2 separate regions of the Mus musculus genome follow, and region 2 is linked to region 1. Evidence: chromatin loops called from intact Hi-C (ENCODE). Cell type or tissue: left cerebral cortex. All regions are shown on one strand. Links, peaks and the distances in the headings refer to the core of each region. The heading gives the core; the rest is flanking DNA.

Region 1 (8,814 bases), core at 241-8,240:
TCCTTTTTCGGGGGACTTGAGGCCAATCCTGGCCAAGTCACTTTAGAAGAGAAAGAAGCCAGTCTTAGGTAGTCATGAAGTGCCAAGTGTCTTTTGTGTCTCCTAGCCTAGTTTGTAAGCCGGGAACTGGTGACATAAAGGGCTCTGTCAACAGCGCCCGGGTGTGCTGCTTCCCTCGCAGCGGGAGAGGGAGATTGGGAACCCAGTAGAAGGTGGCGGTTCGGCCTTGGGTAGGTCCCAACTGACCAAGTTCAATAAAATCCCTGAGAGTTTGTTTTCAATTGGGTAAGAAAACTATAAAATGGAAACCGCATGCGAGCTTACGCTGGAACCTCATTTAAAGCACTTGTACTTCCAAAAAAAAAAAAAAAAATGCAGAAAACATTTCTAATTTAGTCAAGCGCACTCTTCTTTCCTCGAGCAATTAGTCTTAATTCATGTCACCTAACTACTATTTCTGCATTAAGCAACGTGACCTCTAGAACCTACAGTAACCCCCTTTCTGATGGTGAAAGTCAATTATTCTGATTTTTTTCATCTTCACACAATAAGTTACCAGAGAATAAACTAACTTCAAAAAAGCATTACAGTGTCATGTGTGTTCGCCTGTTGATATGTGCACACATTCATGGCACCTGTGGGTCTGTATCCAGCTCTTCTACTGTGCCTGTCTCTCAATTTTGCAGCTCAACCTAGAGATCACCAAGTGGCCAGCGAGCTCCATGGATCAGCCCGTTTCTGCCCTCCTCTGTACTAAGATTACACGCAATCATGCTGAGCCTCTAAGAACATGGCCGCTCATGGTCTGAACTCGGATCCTCCACCTAGCATGGCAAACATGTTAGGAACGGGGCCATTTCCTCAACACAAAGGAAAAAGGCTTCCTCATGGGAGAGAATGACTGGATGGGCGAGTAGACAGATGAAAATGGACTTTTCACACCAACTGGTTAGAGACCCTGTTGCTTCCAGGCACAAAGCACACCAGTTTCTAGTATCAGTGGGTTGAAATGCATGTTTAAGCTCTCTCATCCTTACTTGGCTCTTGACAGGAAACTTTTATGGTTGAACTTTATTCTGTAGAAATGCAGTGGCATTAACCAAGCACACAAAGCCAACTCAAGCCTAAAGTGTGCCCATGACTCCAACCCTACACTCATTGGTTCTTGCCAGAGGCAACACGAAACAGTGTATAGACTCAGAACTCTGCCCAGGCCTGTGAGGCAGGGCCAGGGCTACACACCTTGCAAACACACAGCAGGCTCTGCCCAAGGAGCGTTCACTAGGTAACTATCAGGGTGGCTCAAGGGCTGTACGACAGACAGACCCTGCACAGGCAGGGAAAGTTTCCTGGAGACCTACCATCTATTTTCTTGTAATCTCAACTGATGTGTTCTGCCAAGTCAACTATTATTTATCATTTATAAAGCAGCTCCTATTGGCAGCATACTCTGCATATGTTTCAGCACTTCATAAACCCTCCACGGTATAATCGCTTGTGGAGGAGACTGGGTTGCCTGGAGCTGGAATACAGACCCACACGCATGTGAGCCCGTGTAAATGCACACATGACCGTTCCCTACCGCTCTTTCACGAGTCATGTCTTGGCTCTGTAGGCCGAGTATCTATAACTAAAGCTCTCTACAGGTGTCAAATCAAGCAATCTTGGTCCTCTCAGATGTCAGCTAATGGCTTAGAGCCCCCCCCCCCTAACAGTTCTATTTGCATTGCTAACCAAGGCTATCCACCTTAGTATCATCATCAGTGCAAGAGAAGCCAAACTGCACACGAAGACCTGGAGAGCACTTCAGAGCACACATCCGACCTCTTCCTCATCCGAGTACCTAGCAAGCCAGTTTTCCTTCCTCTCCTGTCTCCAGAAGAAGTTCCAACTCCACCTCGGAGCAAAGCAGCAGCTGCAGTGACTAGCAGTGACTATGCCTTTGTGACTGCGTATCACTCATCCAATTCACAGACTACTTAGCATCGACTTGTATACACTTTGCCCAAGAATAAATATTTATATTCCCGAAACACAGTCGATCGAGAGCAGCTGATACAGGGCTGGAGATGACAGAGGCAGCAAACACAAACAAGTAAGACCTCCAGGAGTGTGAGGGACAGGGCTAGAGACAAAGTAAACAGAGGCCACAAGATCCTAGGCGCTAGGTGGGGGCTACTGGTACGTAAGGGCTGCTGGAAAGAAGAGTCCTCCGGGGACTGGCTCCCACAAAGGCTGCCCAATCTCAAGTGGTCAGCTCTGGGCGCTTGTCTAGATGGCAATGCTGCGTGGACTCAGTGGGTTATGTATGCGTGTGTACATGCACATGCTAGGATAATAATTAAAAATAAGAGGTCATGAGTTTGGGAGGTTGGAGTTTGCTCATGGGAGCAACTGGAAGTGGGGGGCAGAGAAAGGGCTGGGAGTGACACAGGTGTAGTTCTTGTGTATGGTCTAAAGATTAAATTAGAGTTAGGGAAAAAAAAACCCCACAGGAATTGGGAAGAGTGATTCCCAAGCCACTGACACAGCACAGCACTGCTTGCCTGTGGAGGTGCTCCTGTGCCATCCTCCCTAATCTTTATGTTGCACATCTTAAGAGTGGTCTGTTTGTGTATCCTCTCATGCATGTATCTCCTCAGCGTTCTCATCCACGAATGCTTACAGGTGACGTTAGCATCAGCAGTTGGAGAACAAGATACACTGGAAAGAAAACATTGTACCCTGATTTGCACCGGGAAGAGGAGAAAGGGAACACGCTAAGCATATAAACATGTTAACGGTCAAGTAGAGTCCAAATCAGATCTTGCCACTCTTCAAACTGAAGGTCTGTGATACTTAAAAGGGGGAAAAAACCCATTGAAATGCAGAAGGCAGAGACCATCACTCAAAGATACTCATCGCTTGGAGGTCAGTTTATATTTGGAACAGTGACTTGGGATTGGCCAACCATCACTCATGCCATTAAAGTAATATTTCAGTTTCAACTGTTTTACATGCATTTAGCATGTAGACGTATTCAATTTATAGTTGTAAACGGTCTACAAGTGTAAGAAGCCGATACCCAAGCTTCGAATTTGTAGGTGTTTAAGTCTAAGTCCCAATTCATACCGGCACTACAGGTCAGCAAGTGTATGGTTTTTAACTTTAAGAGGGCGCTCAATAAACTCGGATAGAAAATCTGGGAGCACCAGGCCTTGTTGTGAAGCTACTTTCAAGGCGATGATCCTCATCGCCAGGAGGAAGTTGGTTTATACCCATCATAGTTCCTTTAACACAAGCAATGCAGAATGGCCTTCACAAGTGTCTCCTCTAAAATGACTGTTTAAATTGTGTTGTTTCAAAAAGAGGACATCCACGAGCCGCATGTTTCCATTATCCCTTGGAACTGGAGCTACAGGCAGTCAAGGGCTTCCTTACTTGGGTGCTGGGACACAACTCTGGCCCTCATGGTAGAACAGCAAGCCCAGCAACCTTTCTAGTTCCAGGATTAGGTCTTAACTTTCGTGGTCTCTTGATGGCACACAGAAATTGTCTAGAAGTCAGAGGCTATGTACGGGTGGATGATGTACACCCAGTCGCCCTCCAAGCAAGCCAAATATGAAAGCAATTTTTTTTTTCAAAAATAAAATAGCACCACACTGCTCTCCCACCAGGCGTGTAGAGATTTTCCCCAACAAAATATGACACACATCATATCTATGATTGCTTCTAAATGAAGAAGTCTTTAAAAGTTTTAACTTCTTAAGGGCCAAATATCAATGGATATATTCCATATAAATAAAAATTCATCAGATTTGTCTTCACCTATTTTGGTTGCTGTAACCAAATCCATCAACCAACCAACTAACCAACCAATCAACCAACCAACCAACCAACCAACCAACCAACCAACCAACCAGGTAGTCTCTGTCTTGTTCCAGTCCCATTTTCCTGGTGCACAAAAGGACTGATTTTACTTGTTAGAAGGTTATCGGGCAATTCTCTGTGTCTCTCTTACAAGGGTACTAAGCATTCTCAGGAGGGTTCAATCTTTATGGCCCAATCACTCCCCTTCGCCCCAAAACAATGTCTTGATGACCTTCCAACACAGTCATGGCAGATTATGGTCTGTAGGCTTTACTGGTGCCAAGGGCTCCTGAGAATACAACACCAAAGTGATCTCATCCCAAGAAGGATGCTTCAGACAGACAGTCCCACATGCTTTCCTCTACTCCTGGCTCATCCCCTGTATTCCATACATCTATATCCCCCGTCCCTCTTAGCTCTCCTCTGAGTGGCAAAGAGGCATCTCCGACTTAACGAGATGCAAGGCAGAGTTCTAGCTCCATCTGCCATCCCCACCACACACCTCCCAAACAAACCTACTCCCTTCCTCCTGCCAGCTCGGGAACGGGCAACTTCACTTCTCGTTTCATCTAAGCCAAATGCCTGAATCATCCTTTATCCCTCTTTGCCCCACCTGCAAGATTTCACAAGTCCCTAAATATTCCTGAATCTATCTACTCTTAGTTACTGTAACTGATGGGTGCAGTTCTCAACAAGGAACTCTTCTGTCCCGGCACTACCTGCATCCAGCCATGTCTAGATACATTTTTCAATTGTGTCTGCGTAGACAAGGGGTAGATGTACCACCAGTATCTAGCAGGAAGATGCATAGACAAGGGGTAGATGTACCACCAGTATCTAGCAGGAAGAGGCCAGGGATATTGATAGACATTCTATAATGCACACAGCAGCTCCTATCATCAAAGACTGTCCAGCTCAAAATGTCAATGGCATTGAGAAACTGAGCTCTATTCCAAGCCAGTAGAATCTCTCCAAAAAAACCTTCTCAAAACAACTTCCTAACTGTTTTCCCTGATTTTTCACTCTTAATTGCTCTGCTCGATGAAAACAACTAAAGTTATCAGCAGAAATACAGAGTGTGACCCACTAGAGTGCTTTGTCTTGTGTCATGGCCTGTAGGCCCTTGCCTACTCCACTGGCCCCCGGCCAGCTCCTACATTCTCATCCCACCAAATTCCTACGTCAGAGCCCTAAGCCCTCAGGTGACTCTGCTAGAGACAGACTCTACGGTAGTAACTGAAGGTTAAGTGAGCCCGTAAGGAGGAACTGAGCCTTGTAATGGTTGGTGCCTTCATGAAAGACACACGGAAGCTTGCTCTCTCATCCACTCTGCTGTGAAGCTTGCTCTCCCATCCACTCTGCTGTGAGAAGATGGCCATCCACACAGAAAAAGGACCTCACTGGAATTTGACCTTGCTGGAACTCTGATCTTGGCCTCATAGTTCTAGGACTTTGAGAAAAGAAACGTCAGCAGCTTAAGCCACCCAGGCTGTGGTACTTTGTTGTGAAAGCTTGGACTAATACATTCAACCTTGCTACCTTGCCAAGTTCCAGTTCACTGGCCATCAGTCCACTTACACCACAGCCCTTGCCCTCCCTCTTCTGAACTGCCATTAGCTGACCCCTAATAACCCCTAGTCAAAATGCCACCCTCCCCAGGAGGGACTGTGTTACTCCATCCTTCCTGGATTTTGAGGACAGCCCCATGGTTGGCATTAACCAAGCTGCCTACCCTCTTTGCTTACTGGTCTCCTTGACCCAGTGCAGAAACCTCTCAGTCTTGCCCCTTGTCGAATCAGGATAAGATAATCTGTGTGGCTTATATCTCTTAAACTCAAAACAAGGAAAGGTAGGGGGTCTGTGAACATGCTTTGCCCCATGACCCAGTTCCCTCTGCCGCTTCTCCAAAGAGAGCTACCATACTTATGCCTACCTTAGTTTCCCAAGAGCCCATCCAGGGCAGGAGGGAATCATTACATGTAACATCTAGAATGAGTACTTCCTTATATTCTTTCACTTTAGGGAGCAGCAAAGGTTCAAGGTTACGGTAAAGTACAGGTATGGGGGCATCACCCTGATATGATGAAGCACCAAGGAACTCCCCAATGTTAACTATCTAGCCACAGAGCAGGTAAGGGTATGCTCCAGTTAGTTTTACGAGGTCAACTCTGAACAGAGGAAACAAAAGCAAGCAGTAAAGGACTATGAGGCACGTGGGTTTGTGCTGTGTACAGCCGAGCAGTCACAGATGCCTCACTAAGGAGGTGGCATGGGGACTAAGAGTGACTGGAGTTAGCCATGGGAAATTCAGGCAAAAAGCAAGGAAGGTCTCTCTGAACTGGTGAGGAACAGCAGTCGTCAGTCAGTATTACTGTCCGTTATTTCTCTACACTGGCCCCAGGCAGGTGCTTTTGAATGACTGGCTGTTTGCAAAGGGAAGTCCAGATACAGATGGCCGAATGAGGGGCCACGAGCCTGTGCAGGACATACAGATAATGGAACAGGAACCTTGCAATGCTGAGACCTACTACGTGACGGGTGCTTAACAGCTTTTGAGGTTAACGGTGGGAATTTCTGAGAGAATCCCAAAGAGAGCTAGCTGGTTGCTTGAGGCCAACAAGGGCAAGGCTTATAAGTCAGGGGCACCCCAGAAAGGAGGCACACCCCAGAAAGGAGGCAGCTTCTAAGAAAGAGGAAAAGAGAGAAAGCAGGCAAGCCTGAGAAATCAGGCTTGGGTGGCCTGAAAAGGCAGACCATGATGTGTGTGGTGGGAAAGCAGGGCAGGACTCCTCCTCCTTCTGGAGGAATACATGTGCTGGCACTGGGACATCCAGCTTCAACCCCAGGAGCCCAGGCCCAGCATGACCTCCTAACGCACTGTTTAGTAGACAGGGTAGAGCCTTTAAGAATGGTGGCTCGATGGAGGCCCTGTCCCATCCTCCAAGATGTCTAAAGGGGGTGGGACTGGCTAAGTCCCTCCTTCTCTTCCTCACCCCCTCCACATCCAACCTCCTCCAAAAACATCAAATATTTTCTTCCATAAATAATTGCAACAGGATGCCATTGCTTTCCTCAAAGAAACAATGGCCTGATTGTGCCCTGTCCGACACGGGCCCAGCCCCAGCACACACAAAGGGTGGCTTTCAGAAGCCCTGCTGTAGAGAATGGGGGTACACCTCCTTTCTTCTCTTCTGTACCAAGTCCACTGCCCTCCACCAGGAAAGGACATCAGGAAGGGGCTGCTACCACAGGAATAATTCCCATCAGAGGACAGCTATCATTCACCTGCCTTTAGATTGCCCTTTGGCCACCTCTAGAAAGTTCTTCGTTCTGGTGAACAGAAGAGCACCTATTGGCTCTAAAATCCAACACACACACACATACAGTTTTAGGCTGGAGATATCTATAATTTTTTTTTCTAATTTTCAAACTTATTTGAAATTGTCATTAATTAACTTTTAAAATATTTGAAATCCTAGCATTCAGGAGGCAGAGGCTGGACAATTGCCCCACATTTGAGGCCAGTCTGGTATACACTGCAAGTTTAGGTCAGCCAGGCCTATGTAGTGAGCTCCTGTCTCAAAAAAAAAATACATAAGTAAATAAAAATTATAAATAGATAATAAAATAGTCCCATTTTACGTGTACATCTTCAGTTTCACAATTTGAGATAAAGTGAATACAGATATTTTCATTCAGTATCTGTGGTAGTGCCAACACTGGATGCTCACACAGGCTCATGCATGTGAACATCTGGTCCCCGTGGCTGGCACAGTTTGGGAAGGTTATGGAACCTTTAGGAGGTGGAGTCTTGCTGGAAGAAGTGAGCTAAGCCACTGGGTGCAGACTCGGAGGCTGATAGCTGGGCCCCACTTCCTGTCCGCTCTCCTGTTTCTTCACCCCACTCCACTTCCTAAGTACAGGAAGCGCTTCATCTAGCTTCCTGCCCCTGCCACCACAGCATCCCAGATTAATTCCATGGAAACTCTAAGTCAAAATAAGCCCTTTATTACTTAAGTTGTTTTTGTAACACTAATCAAGTGTGTTTCTTGGTTAAAAAGGACAGGCTGGACTAAAGGATTCAATTTCAGCACTTAAGGGGCTGGAGAGATGAGAGAGCCTGCTGCTGGGGCTGTGGGCTGGGATAAGTTGAGGCCCGAGTTTAGTTCTCAGCACCCATGTTTGGTTCCCAACATTCCATGTTCACCCCAGGCCTCCAAGGGCCTCCACACACATAGATATACCCACCCTGAGATATTCGCATGCATATAAATAAACATAAAATAAATATTTAAAGAACCCATCACTTTGCAGCCATGGCTTGACAAACAGGCTCTTTGGTGTCTTCCTCACATAGGTGCAAGAGGAACTCAGGCAGGGGTGTTGAGTTTTTGGATTTTGCACTTATTTATTTATTTATTGGTGGTACTCTCTGTTTATTGGGGGAGTTGTGGTGGGTTGCCATTTGTAACATTTCCATTAAAGATGTTAAAAGGCTGCCTTCCCATTTTCAAAGACTCAGACTGATCACTCTCCCAGCCAGAGGCTTCTGTCAGCTACTAAAGGGTTCCTTTCCCTTCTATTTTATGGCCTTTCTCCCATCCACTTCTGCTTTGTTCTTTTAATTAAAATGAAATGTAGGCCCTCCATGGCTGAGATGCTAATAAGGCCCCTGAAAGTCATCTGTGAGCACATCCACTCTTGTTTAAAGAGCCATGTAAACAGACCACAGACGGCTACAGAGAGCAACGCTGCACAGGGCAAGGAAAAGGGAATCTGGCTGCACCGTACAGTGCTACGTTGAAGTGATTTATCACTTATGCCAGGAGGAGGAACTGAAACACAAACGCAATTTCAAGTTTAAGCATGGCGTCTCCACAGGATCTTCCATAGCAAGCACTCTGCACTCGGGGGCTCCCTGTCAGGAAACTCCTGGACAACGGTTGGTTTGCCGTCTGATCCACT
Region 2 (8,814 bases), core at 594-8,593, 50 kb after region 1:
GGAGGAACTGCTCTAAGGCTGGGATGTTGCAAAGACTCTGGCTGAATGTAAGACCAGTCCAGACCACAGGGATGATCACACGCTAACACTAGATGTTTCTCTCAAGTACTTTCACCTCAATCCCCAAGTGCCTCCTTCCCACTTCTCTGTCTTGGCAAGATTTGTGGGTTTCAGAGGGAGGTAGGGACAGAGAAGAGCTCATCACACAGCAACAACATTCATAGCCATCCTAGAACAATGATGGAGATGTCCAAGGTCCTGGATTTATGCAATAAAAGCAGATGTTCTGGATAAACAACAACAACAAAAATTCATTATGTTCACACAATGGAATACTATTCAGTCATGAAAAGCAATTAAGTCCTGCTATAGTGTGGGTAAGGCAAAAAACAGTAGGTGATGGGTCACACTGCTTATGATCACATTTATCTGTTATCTCTAAAAACACTTTGCAACATTCACACCACGTCTTGTGTTGAACAACTCTACTTGTAATGAGGTCCAGATGACCCTTGTTCAGTAGAAGCCCCCAGCACTCCCATGTATATATACACTAACATTCCATGTATGTGAAGAAATAAAGTTTTAGCACATGAATAATTTATTTTTACTTTCAAAAATTATAGGAGCATATATATGTGTGTGTGTATATATATAAAAGTGTGTATATAAATATATATATGCACACACATATATATGCCTATACATATGTATGTATATACACACACACAAGAATAAAGGTGATGTAACAGGAAAAAAAGAGAATAACAACTATGGCAATACCCACCAAAGCTCAACTATGAATATTTCTCTATTTCATTTTAAATGACACCATTTTAAATGACTTTTGCTGATTAATAAGGAGGAAAGTTATATCCCAGCATAGACACAAAAGCTTCAAGTAGTGAACAGCTAATCCCAGAGTGAAGAGGTGTAGGCTGAAGGAAGACGGGTGTTAAATATGCAAATGGAGTGTCTATTTATTGCTAATGCAGACACAAGGAGAACAAATCCCATGCAATGCACCAAGCGTTCTCACCAACATTTGCCTTCTCCAGAAGAGTCAACAAGCTTGACCATGCACACATAACCAGGAAACATGTGTGCTCTAGAAACACACACAGTCATAGAAAGCCAGAGCCAGGCTCACCTGAGACACCGCTCTGCAGAATGAGTAAGAAGGTCTGTTCCCCTTCCATTAGCATGGAAGCCAGGCTCTCTAGTCTGAGTGGGTACCAAGAAAGAATCTGCCCAGTGATGTTCTTCTACGCTCATCTCTCTCCATTACCTAACACCCGAGGAGAGGAGACCATTGAGAACGGATACTACTGTCAGAGGCTTTCATGAGTTTCATCAAAAAAGCAAAGGACACCTCTCAAGAAAGGCTGAGTGACAGCTTCCTTTCCCCTTTTCTTACTGTAGTATTCTTTGTTTGGACTGTTTCAAAGAATGGTAATCAGAAAACACAAGAAATGTGCCTTCTTACATAACACTATCAAACTGGGCAGGGACTCAGCATTCCCAAAACAGAATCTACATTTTGCAAAAAAGACTTAAAAAAAATTAAAAAAACAAAAGCAAAAAAAAAAAAAAACAAAAACAAAAACAAAAACAAACAAAAACCCTTCTCCAAGGAACCAGGGAGCAGGACCTGACATACTCTGGTGTCACAGTGATGCTATGTGGCCTTCCACACCTGGTCAAGACTGCCCTTGGCAGGCACCACATGTCTGCAGTGCCACAGCGTCACACACTCAGCTCAGCCGGAGACAGACAAGTACCATGTAAATGGTCAAAATGTTCAAGTCTCGCAGTAAATAATGGCACTTATATTACAGCTATCGTTATAAAAATCTGTAACACTTCAAGAGACCATTATGGAGCTATTAAAAAGATTTTTGCATTCAGTTTTCAAGATGACTTAGGCAGAATGCCACAGCTACAGTAATTACTTTATTTATCGCTGTGTAAACGGACCTTAATGCTTCATTTAAAGAGAAAAACCAATAGTGCTCCCATGCAATAGCCGAGCAAAGCATGGCAGCGAAGGCAGTGGTCCTGCCTGCAGACACTGGTCATCCTGGACGCCAAGTAAGACTTCACACACTGTGGGGCAGGCAGTTAGGCTGCTGGAAAAATGAGAAGCTAGCAAGGTTAGAATAATCTGTCAGACCAACTGTGGCTGAACCTCAGGTAGCCAGAGCAGATCGTTCTTTCATTTGTAGGCACTTATACATTTTAGATTTGACACAATATTACAAACAAAGAATGTAACAAGAAATTAGAAGTAGCTTGAAAATATTCATTTAGACCCAACACATTGTTTCAGACACTCAAAAAAGTTTTACAGAAAGAAAGGAAGGGAGGGAGGGAGGGAGGGAGGGAGGGAGGGAGAGAGAGGGAGAGAGAGAGAGAGAGAGAGAGAGAGAGAGAGAGAGAGAGAGAGAAAGGAAGGAAGGAAGAAAGGAAGAAAGAAAGGAAGAAAGGAAGAAAGGAAGAAAGAAAGAGAAATGAAAGTTAAAGCCTTGGGCTGATGGGATAGTGCCACCAAGCCTGATAACCTAAATTCAATTCTTCAGCTTCACATTGTGGAAGGAGTGAACAGACCGTCCTCTATTCTCCACATGTGTGCCCTGACATGTGTGCCCACACATATACACATAACACATGCACACTAAGTCAGTCGAATAAATTTAAATATTGTAGTTGTCATGGAAGTGGTTAATGAATCTGGTGACATACATGCCTAGCAACAATTTCCAGGTCCTTATTTGTGCTGGCAATTTCGCAAGGACACGAGCTATTTCTATAGTATCCCACTGCAATAGAAGACGTGTGCGTCAGACAAAGAAGGGAGGCTTCTACGGTGGCACAGGGGTCCGGTATTTTGCCACATCAAACTAAATCACAGGGGTGCTTTTGCATGCGCACCCACAGCTACCAAGAAATTGGAAAATATACAAAACAATTCAAATAATACACAGAAATAAGACTGTCGTTAAAATGACAGTGAACATCCAGGGAGTTAGGCTAGTACTCCAGTCCTTTCTAGGGTGCCCGAGTGCCACTCTGTATAAATAGAGCATGACTCTAAGTCACAAACACCTGCATCAAGATGCCAATGACAATGCTCCAATTCGGGCCAAGCTGGTTAGGCACTTTGCATCATGTTTTCCAGCTGTGAAAGGAGGAAATGCCACCTCTCCCTGTGTGTGTGCACACACCTACACACACATAATGGATGCTGTTAACAAAGATTATTCCATTGAGAGAACATATTAGTATATATGGAGTGATGTTGGAACAAGGACGAAAGTGCCGGTTGGTAAGAAATAGCCTTTTCTGAAGGAGAACCGTGCGCTGTCATGCTCCCTTTATATAAGCACTCAATTCCCTACAGCTTAATTGAAAGCAACTGTGCTCCATCAGCGTGCCATTACTCCAAATGCAGCATCCAATGGCAAGTAGCCATCTGTACATTTTTCTGCCTCCCATCCCACAATACAGTAAACGAAATTTACTCTCATATAATCGTATGTGGAAGACAATGGCTTAGAGAATTATACTTGACCCTGCTTCTGGAGGAGCAACAAGAAAAGTGGTCTAAAGAACTTCCCTGTAGTATACTGGGTTAGGGCTTCTTGAGCCTCTGGCAGGCTTCAACATCTCTGTGATTTACAGACATGAAAGCCTATCTCAAGGAACACCAATTTCAGACCCTGGTCTTTCTTCTGACCCAGCAACTCGAGGAGGAGCTCTGTGGATGGTAAGACTGAACCCCCATCCTAGGGCCACAGAGCATCTCTGCTGCAGCATATCTGCTTCCTGAGTGGGCATCTGATACCTAGCAGTCCCTTCTTGAGATGGGAGTGACTTCTGAGAAGAGCCATCAGCAAGCCAACAAAAACCATGACTCACTGAAGACAGCACATGGGCCTGGGGCAGAGCGACCAAGCTGGACTGCAGTGGGTGGTACTCATCGAAGAAGAATCGACTGCACAGGGGAACCTAAATAGAAAAGCAGTGAGAACACACATACATACTGTCTTGAATTTCAGTTTAATCTTTTAAATAGAACAGGGAAAAAAAAATCCACTGTTCTTGAGCACTAAATTTATATTCCAGAGGATTAGGGAAAAACAATGGGAGGCACAGAGCATGAATTTAGGAGTAAAAAAGATCACTCTGGAAACAGAACCCTGGGGTACACGTGGTGGGAACTATACAGAGACGGGCAGATGAAGGCTCATCACGGAGGGAGAGTCAGTGATCTGATACTGGCATCTGTTTCTAGGGGTGGGGGAGATGAAACCTTTAATGGCAACACACTAACAGGATGGGAACAACACACCTTTCCAAACTGTGAGGTCAACATGGGAACGAAGAAGAAAGTGTGAAATATATGACACGCTAGAAAGCAGGCATGCAAAAATATATTCATTGTCACAGTCAGCAAAGAAAGTCAGAATCTTCTGTTGAAAGATAAAACTGTCAATCGGGGGGGTGGGGGAGGGGGGAGGAGATGACCTAGCTCTCCTTAAAACAAACCTGAGACTCAGACAAAACAGACGAACAAGAAAGGTGCCAAATAGAGAGCTGAAGTTACAGAGGAAAGCAGACAAGTGTGGCAACTGATGGGTCAAACCCAACAAAGAGGGATGGTGTACACAACACAGACGTGGGGCACTGTGAGCAGGTGAGTCTGAGTGGGCAGAGGTTCTCAGGAGGAGCTGGAGAGTTGGCTCTGCAGTTCAGAGCACTAGTGGCTCTGTAGAGGACCAGGGTTTAGTTCCCAACACCCACATGCTGGCTTACCACTTGGCTACAGTTCCAGGGGGCTCCCTATCTTCTTTTGACTTCCATACTTCCATGGGTGCCAGACATGCATACAGTACATATACATATCATACATACATATATACACATACATACATACATACAGGCAAAACACATACACAAAAATAAGTAAATGTAGATTGTTTTTTAAAGCATTCTTAAAGTGAAAAAAAAAATCACACAATTACAGAGATACTTGAACATTTTTCTCCAGTTGACAGTTAACAACAAACAAGGACTTGAAAATAATGCAACCAGTTAAGTCTGATTTACTAAATTGGAAAACGAAACCTCTATTTAAAACAAAAACAAAAAAACAAAACAAACAAAAAATCTGACTTGATTTAAAAATTAACTATGTTCTTGGACTCAAGTCAGCCTCAGTAAGTTCCCTCAGAGAGGTTTCAGAGGTACATGCAGCGATCATAACAGAATATCCAAAGGTAAATTAAAGAGAAACTTGGCCACAAACGTCTAAACAACCTCAGAATCAAAGGCCAAGCAGGCAACTGAAACAAACAAAGGTGCAGAGTACAGCTGTCCTCCAACAAACTTTCCGACTGGATGCCACTGTTTGGGGAAACAAGATGGATGGTCAATTTAATAAGCCCTGGTCAAAAGTAATATATATACCCACCACAATCAAAACACAAGGTAACTAAAAGGTTAGTGTAACGAGTCCTTTAACGATAGCAAGTCACACGGGCCTCTATAAAGCTTGATCAGGAAAGAACAAGAGCCCAAGTGTTCATGAGGAACGGGATAGTATCATGTATAGCACAGGTATTAATAACAACAGTGCAAGTGCACTCCCTCTGGACAATGAACTTAAACTTGAGATACACTGATTACCCAGGAAGCAGGAAAAAGTAAAAAATAAAAAAAGGGGGGCCAGCTAAGAACCCCGATACACCCAGAAGCACTTTTCCTTGCCCTTTCGGATTTCTGAAACAGCATCTCACACTATAGCCAGACTCATCTCTAATTCACTATCTTCAAGTCGCAGCCTGTAGCCTACTTCCTAGCCTGTGCCCCACACAACCTTTCTTTAAAAGTTTAGGGGGGTCTGGCAGCAAGGGCTTTTAGTCTCAGCACTCAGGAGACAGTGGTAGGTGGACCTTTGAGTTTGAGACCAGCTTAGTCTACAGGGCAAGTTCCAAGACAGCCAGGGCTACACAGAGAAACCCTGAAAAGGTTTAAGAGGGCTGAAGGAGGGCTCATTGGTAAAAAATAGATTTTATTCTTCCAGAATCTTGCAGTTTGCTACAGTTAATATTTAAAAATCAGATATTTTCTACATTCTAGAAATAATTATAGATTCTAGGAAAAAAATTCTTCTTAAATCATATGAAAAAAAATATAACCCTAACAGCAAAATAGTAAGAATTACAGACCCATCTCAAAACTGCTATTATAAAACATTAAATATTAGCAACAATTATGGTTTATTCAGGAACGCAAAGATGACTCAGTATTTCAAAATCTAATCAATATAAATTATGCCACAAAATAAAAGCAAGAGCTCACAATTACATTGTGTCAAAAGGCATTTAATGAAATGCATCAGCTTCTCTCAATTAAAATTAGAACAGGAATGGACACAACAGCCTTAGATGGAATACACTGTTACTGACTAAAACTCAGAGTGTCCATTGCTTAAGCACAGAAGGTTCTTATTTGAACCAGTACAGTGAGTACCCTTATCTACAAACACAAAAGCAACAGTAAACAGACAAGGTTGAATATGTAGTCATTAACAAGAGAATTTAATATCATCTTGTTTAGGAGCAAAGGGAAACAGATTAATGATATTTGCCCATCGATATAAGATAGCTAATTAAGAATCATTCATGAAAATCATGAACTTCTATAATTTAGAATCTTATTTAAATATTTGCAATGGACAAGTGATCTATACATCAAGAAAAATTAATTAAAACTATACAAAACACTGTTAAGAACTATCCTTTATATAATATCATGAGCTCCCTTTTAAAAAACCTAGGCCCAATATATTGGATGCATGTATTTATTTTTACATGCTGAGAGGAAAAACAAAGACCAAGGACAGTATGTTTTCCACCTGTATATTACCCACTCCCCAGCACACAATGTTTGGATCACTTAATCTATGATCTGAGCTCTATGTATGATAATCAAGACATCTACCAGTGAGTCACACACCTAGATCACCTGAAGTACTAAACTGTTTGTGTGTGCGTGCCTGCGTGTGTGTGTGTGTGTGTGTGTGTGTGCGTGCGTGCATGCATGTATGTGTAAGTTTTTATTTACTTTGCTCTGTTTTTCTGAGCTAGGTCTTGTCAAGCATCCCTGGATGGGCTCCAGGATTCCATCCTTGTTCAAGTTCCCCACATGCTGGGATTACAGGCTCTTGTAAGCAGAGACCAGATACACCTGCATTTGCACAAACAGCTAATGACCGACTGGTCGACATATTGGTGAATATATACAGAGTACCTCGGAGGCATACAAAACTTTGAAAACAATCGCCCCGTGGATAATTTATCAGAAGGGGAGGCAGGAAACACCCTGCGATGGCTGCTTCAGGTCAGCTTGGATTTCGATCCTGACTACACTTAGCCTATGGGAAGGGGATGATGATGGCCAGTCCTTACTGGCCTGTTGAGTAAGGATGAAACGTTTACACCTAGTGTTAAACCCAGTCATTACTGGTATATTTTATTATTAGCTCATTCTTCTAAAAAAAAAAATAATGGCAGAAAGAAGGATTTTCAACTACCCCACTGTGGGTTTCCAAGGCCCTGCCTGTCAGCAGCTACATCCACAGCATGTGCTACTTCCCAATATAGTTGGGTGGGTGTTTGGGTGGTTGCTTCCAGCTCCCAGACTGAGGCAGCTGGTAGGTGAGCTGAGGGTCTCCCCAAAGCTTATCACCACTATCCCACCAACCCTCGGCTTCTAATTGGCACTTTAGAAACTGCAACTTCTCTCAATACTTACAGGCAGACTGCTGGCAGGGACATCCTGGAGATGACTCAAGACTTGAAGAATGAGAAAGGGCACAGGAGGCACTAAAGGAGGCCTCTATGTCCAAAGCCCCCGGGACAGGAATAGAGTGGAACAGAAACCACAAGGGAGCTCATGCTACGTCTTTTTTTCTTTAAGGGAAAGAAAAAAAATGTCCACACACAGTCACCTCCATGTCCACCTCCACGTCCTGATACTCATCCAATGTAATGTGCTGATAACATTATTAATTAAGAACGAAATATGAAGTAGAAAACCATCAACAGAGATAGGTAAAGGAGTTAAGTTATACACTGTAAATGGCTTTGAATTCCTATCAAAGGAAAGTCAAGGCTTTCGTAAGAAATGAAAGGTTCTTAAAAATGACAGAAACATTGCAGTATCAAACAGAGATTGTTCCAAAAGTGAAAGGGGCCAAGCAGTGCCCAGCAACTACATCCTTTTAAGAAAGACAAACTGGAGAACAAGAAGAAACAAAACATCCGGCGATCCTGACGTTATCACTTCTCTACAGCAGAAAGGCCTCCTGCTCACGTTTTCCAAGCTATGTGCTTTGTGATCCAAATAATATTATACAAGGAAATAAAACCATCTGTGAGGAACATTAATTCACCATGGCTTGGCTACCACGGAATTCTTCTCAATCTCTCCGCAGATAACTTTAAAACTAAATGAACTAAGCCAAAAGTAGCTGGGGTGTGTGTGTGTGTGTGTGTGTGTGTGTGTGTGTGTGTGTGTGTGAGAAATTCAATTAACTTTATAACTGCACTTTTGAGAGTGAAGCCACATTTTCTATAAGGGGGATATATCAAAATTTCCCTGGTTCTCTAACCTAGACACATTCCTGATCTCACCTGAATTTCTACTTCATTAGTTTTTTCTTCTGAAATATTAGCTACTGTTGTTGAATAATGGATCACTTCTAATAATTAAAAACAATCCGTTTTATATTTATCACTATCACCTGTG

Evidence for each region. A loop is a pair of places that touch in the nucleus more often than their neighbours do. Peaks named below come from ENCODE experiments on the same cell type or tissue, not always from the same donor. Only the 100,000 strongest peaks of a DNase experiment are listed, where the experiment ranks them.
Region 2: a loop joins it to region 1, with 3 times the contacts of the local background. A loop is called at or near these places in 3 of 42 quality-filtered maps.

Annotation. Positions count from the first base shown.
Region 1 is chr7:68,093,843-68,102,656 of GRCm38, reverse strand. All of the region lies in intron 2 of Igf1r (insulin-like growth factor I receptor), which reads right to left. Among named protein-coding and RNA genes, the nearest start is that of Gm51488, 39 kb to the left of the region's middle. In left cerebral cortex, for the core only: no CTCF peak of the experiment used is centred there; DNase peaks (open chromatin) are centred at 2,042 and 4,374; H3K27ac peaks cover 1,394 bases.
Region 2 is chr7:68,043,860-68,052,673 of GRCm38, reverse strand. All of the region lies in intron 2 of Igf1r (insulin-like growth factor I receptor), which reads right to left. Among named protein-coding and RNA genes, the nearest start is that of Gm51488, 89 kb to the left of the region's middle. In left cerebral cortex, for the core only: no CTCF peak of the experiment used is centred there; DNase peaks (open chromatin) are centred at 3,223, 3,317, 3,937, 7,723 and 1 more place; H3K27ac peaks cover 2,849 bases.